Regions from separate parts of the Homo sapiens genome. Here region 2 is linked to region 1. The links are chromatin contacts, found by Hi-C in ENCODE. All regions are on one chromosome and are shown on one strand. Each heading gives the region's core, a stretch centred on a gene start or an enhancer-like site at or near the end of the contact. The rest is flanking DNA. Distances are from core to core; before and after follow the strand shown. Region 1 has its middle 90 kb from the start of EDA2R. Region 2 holds the start of MIR223HG (MIR223 host gene).

What was found. A loop is a pair of places that touch in the nucleus more often than their neighbours do. Pooled maps may share reads with other maps.
Region 2: a map of GM12878 shows a loop between it and region 1 (4-fold over the local background). The contact joins the promoter of MIR223HG here to the enhancer-like site in region 1. A Hi-C loop is called at or near these places in 2 of 168 maps with a recorded cell type or tissue (GM12878 and K562), 14 of 37 single-sample maps with no recorded cell type and 9 of 50 pooled maps.

What each region holds. Positions count from the first base shown.
Region 1 is chrX:66,727,555-66,731,384 of GRCh38, forward strand. No RefSeq gene overlaps it. Among named protein-coding and RNA genes, the nearest start is that of EDA2R, 90 kb to the left of the region's middle. Within about 2 kb of position 1,382, at least 9 of the 41 ENCODE cell types and tissues checked have a DNase peak (open chromatin) inside an H3K27ac peak, as active enhancers do.
Region 2 is chrX:66,013,136-66,017,521 of GRCh38, forward strand. It overlaps MIR223HG (MIR223 host gene), which reads left to right and starts at 2,326. Exons shown (of 3, transcript NR_170299.1): 1 at 2,326-2,416; 2 at 3,930-4,054. RefSeq lists an enhancer at 115-184.

The sequences.
Region 1 (3,830 bases), core at 132-2,631:
TGAAAAAGACAACATTAGAAGGTCAAGGAATGGTGAATTGTAAGATGTGCATGCTAAAGCAGTGTATCCAGTCTTCGAAGGAAGTAGGTCAGGTTAGAAAGTTGTGATTTCTCCAGTGATTCTTTGCTTAACGACAGAGATACATTCTGAGAAGTGCACTGTTAGGTAATTTTGTCACTGTACTAACATCACAGCATGTACTATGATACAAACTTAGATGTCATAACCTAGGCTACATGGTATAGCCTATTGCTCCCAGGCTACAAACCTGTAAAGCATGTCATTGTACTGAATACTCTAGGCAATTGTAACACAATGGTAAGTATTTGTGTATCTAAACGTAGAAAAGGTACAGTAAAAATATGGTATGAATGATAAAAAAAGATACACTTCTATAGGGCATTTACTAATGAGTGGTGCTTACAGGACTAGACACAATTCTAGGTGAGTCAGTGAGTGGTGGGTGAAATGTGAGAGCCTGGGACATTACACTACTGTTGACTTCATAAACACTATAAACTTGAGCTAGGCTAAATTTTTTTTAAAAAGTTATTTCTTCAATAATAAATTTACCTTAGCTTACTGTAACTTTTTTTACTTTTTTAAAAACTTTTTGATTCATTTGTAATGAACACTTAGCTTAAAAGGGAAGCATATTGTATAGCTGTACACAATTTTTTCTTTATATCCTTATTTTTATAAGCTTTTTTTCTATTTCTTAAATTATCTTTTTCTTTCTTTCATTTTTCTTTCCTTTTTTTTTTTTTCACTTTTTAACTTTTTTGTTAAAAACCGAGACAGAAATATGCACATTAGCCTAGCCCTACACTGGATCAGGATCATCAAGATATCATTAGGCAGCCAGACGCGGTGGCTCATGCCTGTAATCCCAGCACTTTGGGAGGCCGAGGCAGGCGAATCACCTGAGGTCAAGAGTTCGAGACCAGCCTGGCCAACATGGTGAAAAACCATCTCTACTAAAGATACACACAAAAAAATTAGCCAGACGTGGTAGCGGGCGCCTGTAATCCCAGCTACACAGGAGGCTAAGGCAGGAGAATTGCTTGAACCTGGGAGGCAGAGGTTGCAGTGAGCCGAGATCGTGCCATTGCACTCCAATCTGGGGGACAAGAACAAAACTCTTTCTTAAAAACAAACAAAAAAAGATATAATTAGATTATAGAAATTTTTCAGCTCCAGTTCCATGGTAATCTTATGGGACTATCATCATATATGTGGTCCATCATTGACATCATTGATCCAAACGTCCTTATGCGGCTCATGATTATTTCCCTAGGACCACAGTCAGGGAGGAAAAAGATGTACTCCAGCGACCTCTGCTGAATTCCAAAGGCTGCGGCCATAGTTCCTGGTGACGCAGACAGTCTGATAAAAAACTAAAATGGCGGTGTCGCCCGTACACGTCGTGCAGCAGAGCATGACGGAAAGGACTCTGCTGGAACGACTGGCGGCACAGACTTAAGGCCGGACTCCACTCCCCACCCTCTGTAGTTGGGGCTTCATACCCCTGAGCTATGATGGCACCTTATTGTGAAAACGCCCTGAAAGTGCGAAGAGGTCTCTAAGCCACAGGTGTGGCGATGTTGTTGTCATTACCAGGGACATTCCAGTAGGCGGCGATAGAGGGCAGTATGAGTGCCGCAACCACGCCCTACTTTTTCTAGAGCTGGGTTGTTAAATGATAGGGTTTGATAGGGTTTGAGGCCGAGTCAGAGTTTAAGAATGGTGGAATTTAAACTTTAAAGCTAGGAGTTTTCATCTGAGATTCCTACCGGAAATACACAAGGGTTTGTAGCAGTGGTGAAGGTCAGGAAGTGAATTCCTTGAAATAGTATATAAAAATAAAAACGTAAATTTCTCTGCACTTGTAGGGAGAGAAGGTCCATAGCTTTCATCAAAGAATTTGGTGAATCCTTGCCTTAGGGGTTGGGGCTCCGGGCCAGGGACAACATAGTATAACAATAATGCAGAACTGTAGAGCCAGACTTTCTGGTTTCACATCTTTACCTCTCTAAATCCTTCCTATGTCATCTTAGGCAATGCACTTAACCTGTTTCAGACTCAGTTTCTTTATCTATAAAATGAAGATAACAGCTGTGCTGACTTTTTAATAGACATTCTGACTGGCATAAGATGGTACCTCGTTGTTTTCATTTGCTCTTCTCTGATGATTAGTGATGTTGAGCATGTTTTCCTTTTTTAATTTTACTTTAAGTTCTGGGATACATGTGCAGAATGTGCAGGTTTGTTACACAGGTATACATGTGCCATGGTGGTTTGCTGCACCCATCAACCCATCATCTAGGTTTTAAGCCCCTCATGCATTAGGTATTTGTCCTAATGCTCTCCCTCCTCTTCCCCCACCCCGACAGGCTCCAGTGTGTGATGTTTCCCTCCCTGTTTTCATGTGTTCTCACTGTTCAACTCCCACTTATGAGGGAGAACATGTGGTGTTTGGTTTTCTGCTCCTGTGTTAGTTTGCTGAGAATGATGGTTTCCAGTTTCATCCATGTCCCTGCAAAGGACATGGACTCATCCTTTTTTATGGCTGCATAGTATTGCATGGTGTGTATGTGCCACATTTTCTTTATCCAGTCTATCATTGATGGACATTTGGCTTGGTTCCAAGTCTTTGCTATTGTAAATAGTGTTGCAATAAACATACATGTGCATGTGTCTTTATAGTAGAATGATTTATAATCCTTTGAGTATATACCCAGTAATGGAATTGCTGGGTCAAATGTTATTTCTGGTTCTAGATACTTGAGGAATCACCACACTGTCTTCCACAATGGTTGAATTAATTTACACTCCCGATAACAGTGTAAAAGCGTTCATCCCATTCAAGACATAGGCATGGGCAAAGACTTCATGACTAAAACACCAAAAGCAATAGCAACAAAAGCCAGAATTTACAAATTGGATCTAATTAAACTAAAGAGCTTCTGCACAACAAAAGAAACTATCGTCAGAGTGAACAGGTAACCTACAGAATGGGATAAAATTTTTCCTATGTTTATGTTGGCCACTTATGTGCTTTCTTTTGAAAAATGTCTGTTCATGTATTTTGCCCACTTTTTAATTGGTTATTTGTGTTTGTTTCTTGTTCAGTTGTTTGAGCTCCTTGTAGATTCTGGATATTAGTCTTTTGTTGGATGCCTAATTTGCAAATATGTTATTCTATTCTGTAGGTTGTCTGTTTACTTCATTGATTAAGAAATTCCACAAAGTTTTGCTCTTCGTCTCTCTTTATGTACTTGAATAGACAACATCTATTAGCAGAGTGTGTGTCAGAGACAGCCCTTAGCACACTTATAAGGTTTATCTCATTGACTCTTTTCAGCATCTCTCTGAAGCATGTACTATTATTATCTCTATTTTACAGGTGAGAAAACCGATGGACAGAGAAATGAGGTAACTTGACTAACATCACACAGCTGGCAAAGAGCAGAGCTTCAATAGGAACTCAGGCAGTCTAATTCCAGAGGCCATACTCTTTTAGCCCATACATTTGTGTTGTTTTGCTTTGTGACTAAAAGCCAGACTCTAGATCTAGTTTTTCTGCTGAGTTCAAATTCCAGCATTACCACTTTCTAGTTGTGTGACTTTGGGCAAGTGACTTCACCTCTCTAAGCCTCAGTTTCCTCATTTGTGAAATGGAAGAACAATAGTAAGGCTGATGTGAAGATTAAATGAGTTATTTATGTAAAATACTTACAATAATGTTTGAAACCAGGTAAGTAGTATGTAAATGTCTCAGTTCCCCAGGCAAGATTGGTGGGAAATCAAAAGTCAGTCTTTTTTTTTTT
Region 2 (4,386 bases), core at 1,076-3,575, 710 kb before region 1:
CGGAAACAAATGAGTGTGTCTGCAGTGTGGGACCCCAGCACTGCCTGCTTGCTCCGCTTGTCAACTATTTTCCCTTCTTTCTCATCTCCCTTCACAAGCACAGGCAAGGCAGAAATCATACAAAATGGGAAAACTTTGTGACTTTTGGTTGCTCTCTGCAGAAGCCTGGACAACAGATCAAAAAGAAGAAGCCCCTTTGTGCTGTTATTGGAAACTTGGCCCTTCCCAGCATACTTTGTGTTTGTGGGCTAAAGAGGAACTCTGAGCACAGTTCCCTTTTCTCGCATTCAGGCCATATGCATAGGTAGTATGATTTTCAGAGCCTTCTGTTTCCTAATGCTCTCTTTTATTGCCCTGTCTTTGGACTCAAAATAGATACCATTAATTACTACTTTAGGTAAACACATTGTCTCCAGAAACCCCTGTTAAAAGGCCAGTAGAGTACCCTAATTGATAGGGAAGAAAAAAACGTGTGTAGCTAAACTTAATCTCTATGGTATGCGTAGGAAGAAGGGGGTCCCATTTTAGCAAAGTGCCCGCAGGACTACCCTACTTCCGCTCCAAGCTTTAGTCAGAAACCAAAAGAAACAAGAACTGAATCTTTCTAGAAGCTAGATCTGGGGTCTTGAGGCCTGAGCCAATAAATTATTCTGGTAGAAGGAAGTTTTCTACAGAGTGATGTTAGTGCAAGTGAATCCCTATTTCAGGCTTTCACAGAGCCTCAGGTCCTGCAACCATGGGGAAGCCCACAGTGAGTAACGAAGAGCCACAAAGGAACCAGGGAATGTTTGAGTTGGAGTGGTCTCCAAGACCATTTAGTCCAACCTCTGTTGATTAAAGGAGAAACTAATGCCCAGGGAGGTAGTAGAGTGGGGACTAGGGCCCAGGGCTCTTGGCTCGCAGAATGTGGTCTTTCTTTTGAGCCTGAGTATATAAGAATGTACATAGCTTGAAAAGATTATTTACCACGGCTTGACTATCACTCAGGGCCATACTTCCACTAGTGTAGACAGAGGACTGTGACTTGGGCACTGCAGTCATTGAAAGCTATCAAAGTATAACCTGAAAGCATTGCCCCTCCCATCCTTCATGCCATCAGAATTCATGGTGGAGGGCACTGCATGATGGGAATTCATCATCTTCCTGGCTGTTAGTGGGGACTTCCAGGAGACTGCAAACATGAGGCATTAAGAAACCATCCACCTTCTTTTCACACCTTTCATGTCCCTCATTAGCCTGAAGGTCACAGTTGAACTTAGGGGTCTGGCACTAATTTTTCTTTCTCAAAGTCAACTACTTTCTTCTCCCTTCCTTGTAGCCAATGTGGGAAAGTAGACGAAAACCTCAACATTTGGAGTTAGACCTGAGTGAAAAATCTGCCTTCTCTATTATTTTCTAGTTTTGTTTCCTTAGACAGGTCACTTTATTTCTGTGTGCCTCAGTTTCCTCACCTATAAATAAGAATAATAATACCATACCAGAGAGTTGTTGAATAAATTAGATAATACACATGAAAGAATATCATAAGTACTCCAATAAATGTGAATTTCCTTATTTATTTCCTTCAGCAAGCCCCAAGATGACAGAATGTGGCTTGTGGTCATAACTGTGCCCCAGAGCCAGCTTCATAGGCATATGACTTGTACAGCTTCACAGGGCTCCATGCTTAGAAGGACCCCACACTTAGTTTAATGTTCTGCTGTCATCATCTTGATATTCTTAATTTTTAAATAAAGGGCCTATCGTTTTCATTTTTTACTGGGCCTTGCAAATTATGTAGCTGGTTCTGTATGCCAGGAGAGAAGTTGGAAGTAAAATGGTATTCCAGGACCAGGAGGCATTCTGGCAGAGTGAAAGAACATGTGATTTGGAGTCCATGGGGATGGGTTTAAATTTCAGCTTTCCACTAATTTGCTTTGTGATACTGAGTATTTCCTTTTATCCCTCAGAGGCTCTGTTTCTCAATTTTGACTACGGGTTTTTTCATTAGATAATGTCTCAGTTCTGGTATTCCAGGTTTCCCTCAATTATTCTGGGAAAACCTCCTTGACCCACAGGCAGAGCCTAGGGCAGCCAGGTGCTTTCTACTCTCTCTCTCTCTGCAGCTTGGAAAGTTAGTGTCTGTTGAAGGTCAGCTGGGAGTTGGTGGAGGCAGGGCAGTGGCCTGCTACTATTGCTGCAGTAGCAGACCCTTTCACAACAGCATTGTTTTGTCATTTTGCATCCAGATTTCCGTTGGCTAACCTCAGTCTTATCTTCCTCATTTCTGTTTCCTGTTGAAGACACCAAGGGCCCTTCAAAACACAGAAGCTTCTTGCTCACGGCAGAAAGCCCAATTCCATCTGGCCCCTGCAGGTTGGCTCAGCACTGGGGAATCAGAGTCCCCTCCATGACCAAGGCACCACTCCACTGACAGGTATGGTATCCATTTGCCCTCTCTTCTTGGATTCTCAAGCTGGGGCAGAGTCCATGGCAGCCAAGGGTGGCTTGGATCTGCCCATCCCATTCTCTTCAGACCCTCCTCAGGGATTAAGGTCAAAGGTGGGAGGAAGAAGGCTTCCATTGGCCTTTTATCCTAGAGGTTCTAATGGAGGGGAAAAGGGGATAGGATATTTTCTATCCAATCAGGATGTTTAGGAGATAGTCACATGGAAGTGGAATGGCCTTTGGACCCAGGAGTCAGGAAACCTGAGTAGCAGTCCTGGTTTTACCATTTACCCAATGTGTATCTTTGGGTAAGTCCTTTCTCCAATCTAGGACACAGTTTTTTCACCCCTTTTGCAAAATAAAAAAGTAAAAAGAGGAAAAGAATGATTAGATAGATGCTGTCTAGAGACCCATGGTTATTAGATTCCTAATTTTCATGATTGTCAGCCCTCTGTCAAGAAAGAAGATGAGAGTAATCTTTGCATATGTAACTGTGGGTGGGGCTGAACACATTCAAGAGGAGAGTGCTGGTGGTAATCCATATAGCACTCTCTGAGAGGCATGACTCAAAGATGAAAGCCTCTTTTCTAGTCCAATCTTTGACTCCTAGAGATTCAAAATTGAAAGACTCTTAGAGACTAGGTACATATGGAAGAAACTGAGGTCCAGAAAGAGGAAGAAAGGGACTTGCCCAAAGTCATACAGAGAATCTGTAGCACAGCTGGGTCTGGGCTCCCAGGTCAGTCCTCTTTTTGCTCTATCCTAGGAGGACTGAGACATCAAGCAGCAGGACCTGTCCTGTAACTGACCCAGGACAGGTCCTGCTCATACTAGAGGCAGTCTGGGATTTTTAGGCATGGTCCTGAGGACTTCTTCTTTTCTTCTATTTTTCTTTCAGGTACTTGGCTCACTCTGAGTGTTCAGAGATTCCTAGACACCTACTTACCCCTAATTCTTCTGGTCTATTCCCTCCAATTCCCTCCATAAAAACTGACCCATCCTTTGCATCAACAATAGTGGCTTGATGACGCTCTTCAGTAGAGGATTTTGCATTTCATATGGGGAAAAATGATGTTATTCTAAGTAATATAACAGACCAAGAGAAGAGCTTTCAAATTCCCTTAATATCATCCCATATAGATATTTATGTCTTCTTTCTATGGGTCTGGTGAACATTTCTCAACTGAATGTGATTTTCTTACATACACTCCATTGGAGAGGCATACCAGTCTAGTTTCAGCTCAACCACTAACTCCTTCCATTAATACTGAAGCAATGTTGTCTATAAGGCTCCACAAATTTCAAAGTACTAATAATTTTTAGCCCCTTTCATGCCTCCTTTCCAGCCTTTCTGGAGGTGAATAAAGTCAGAAAGTGCATTCAAAAGGCTGTGAACACCTCCAGCTTATCTAGGTCTTCTTACTGGAGCTGACAGCCAATGAGTGTAATGATACAAAAAAGGTAACAATCCATTTCTTTTTCTCCTGCCATCCCCAACTCAGACTCTGTTAATCAGCTTGCTTGGCTGGCCTCCAACCATAGGTCCAGGGGCTGAGACAAGGTCCTTTTGAGCTCCTATGTGGGAGGCTCTGGAAAGCTTAGCAACACTTTCCAACAACTTTGCCAGGTAAGTAGGTAAGTCTCCTTGTTCTCATTTCCAGAGAAGACAACTGAAACCCAAAGAAAGACTTGCCCAAGCCATGATTGGCTAGTTGATGGCCAAGACAGCATTAGAACACAAGTTTGTCGATTCTGTCATGCCATATTTGGTGACCATGACTGCTGCTTTTGCTGCTGGGTGGATTAGGCTGAATTGGGTAGGTAGAAAAGGAAGTGAGGGAGTGAAAGAGCTTTAGTTTTGAGATGACTGCCAGAACTTAAATTGAAGGAGTATGTTACCTTCTTAACATTCAATTAAAAGAATAGAGCAAGAAAAGACACTGATTGTTTTCTTGCTGA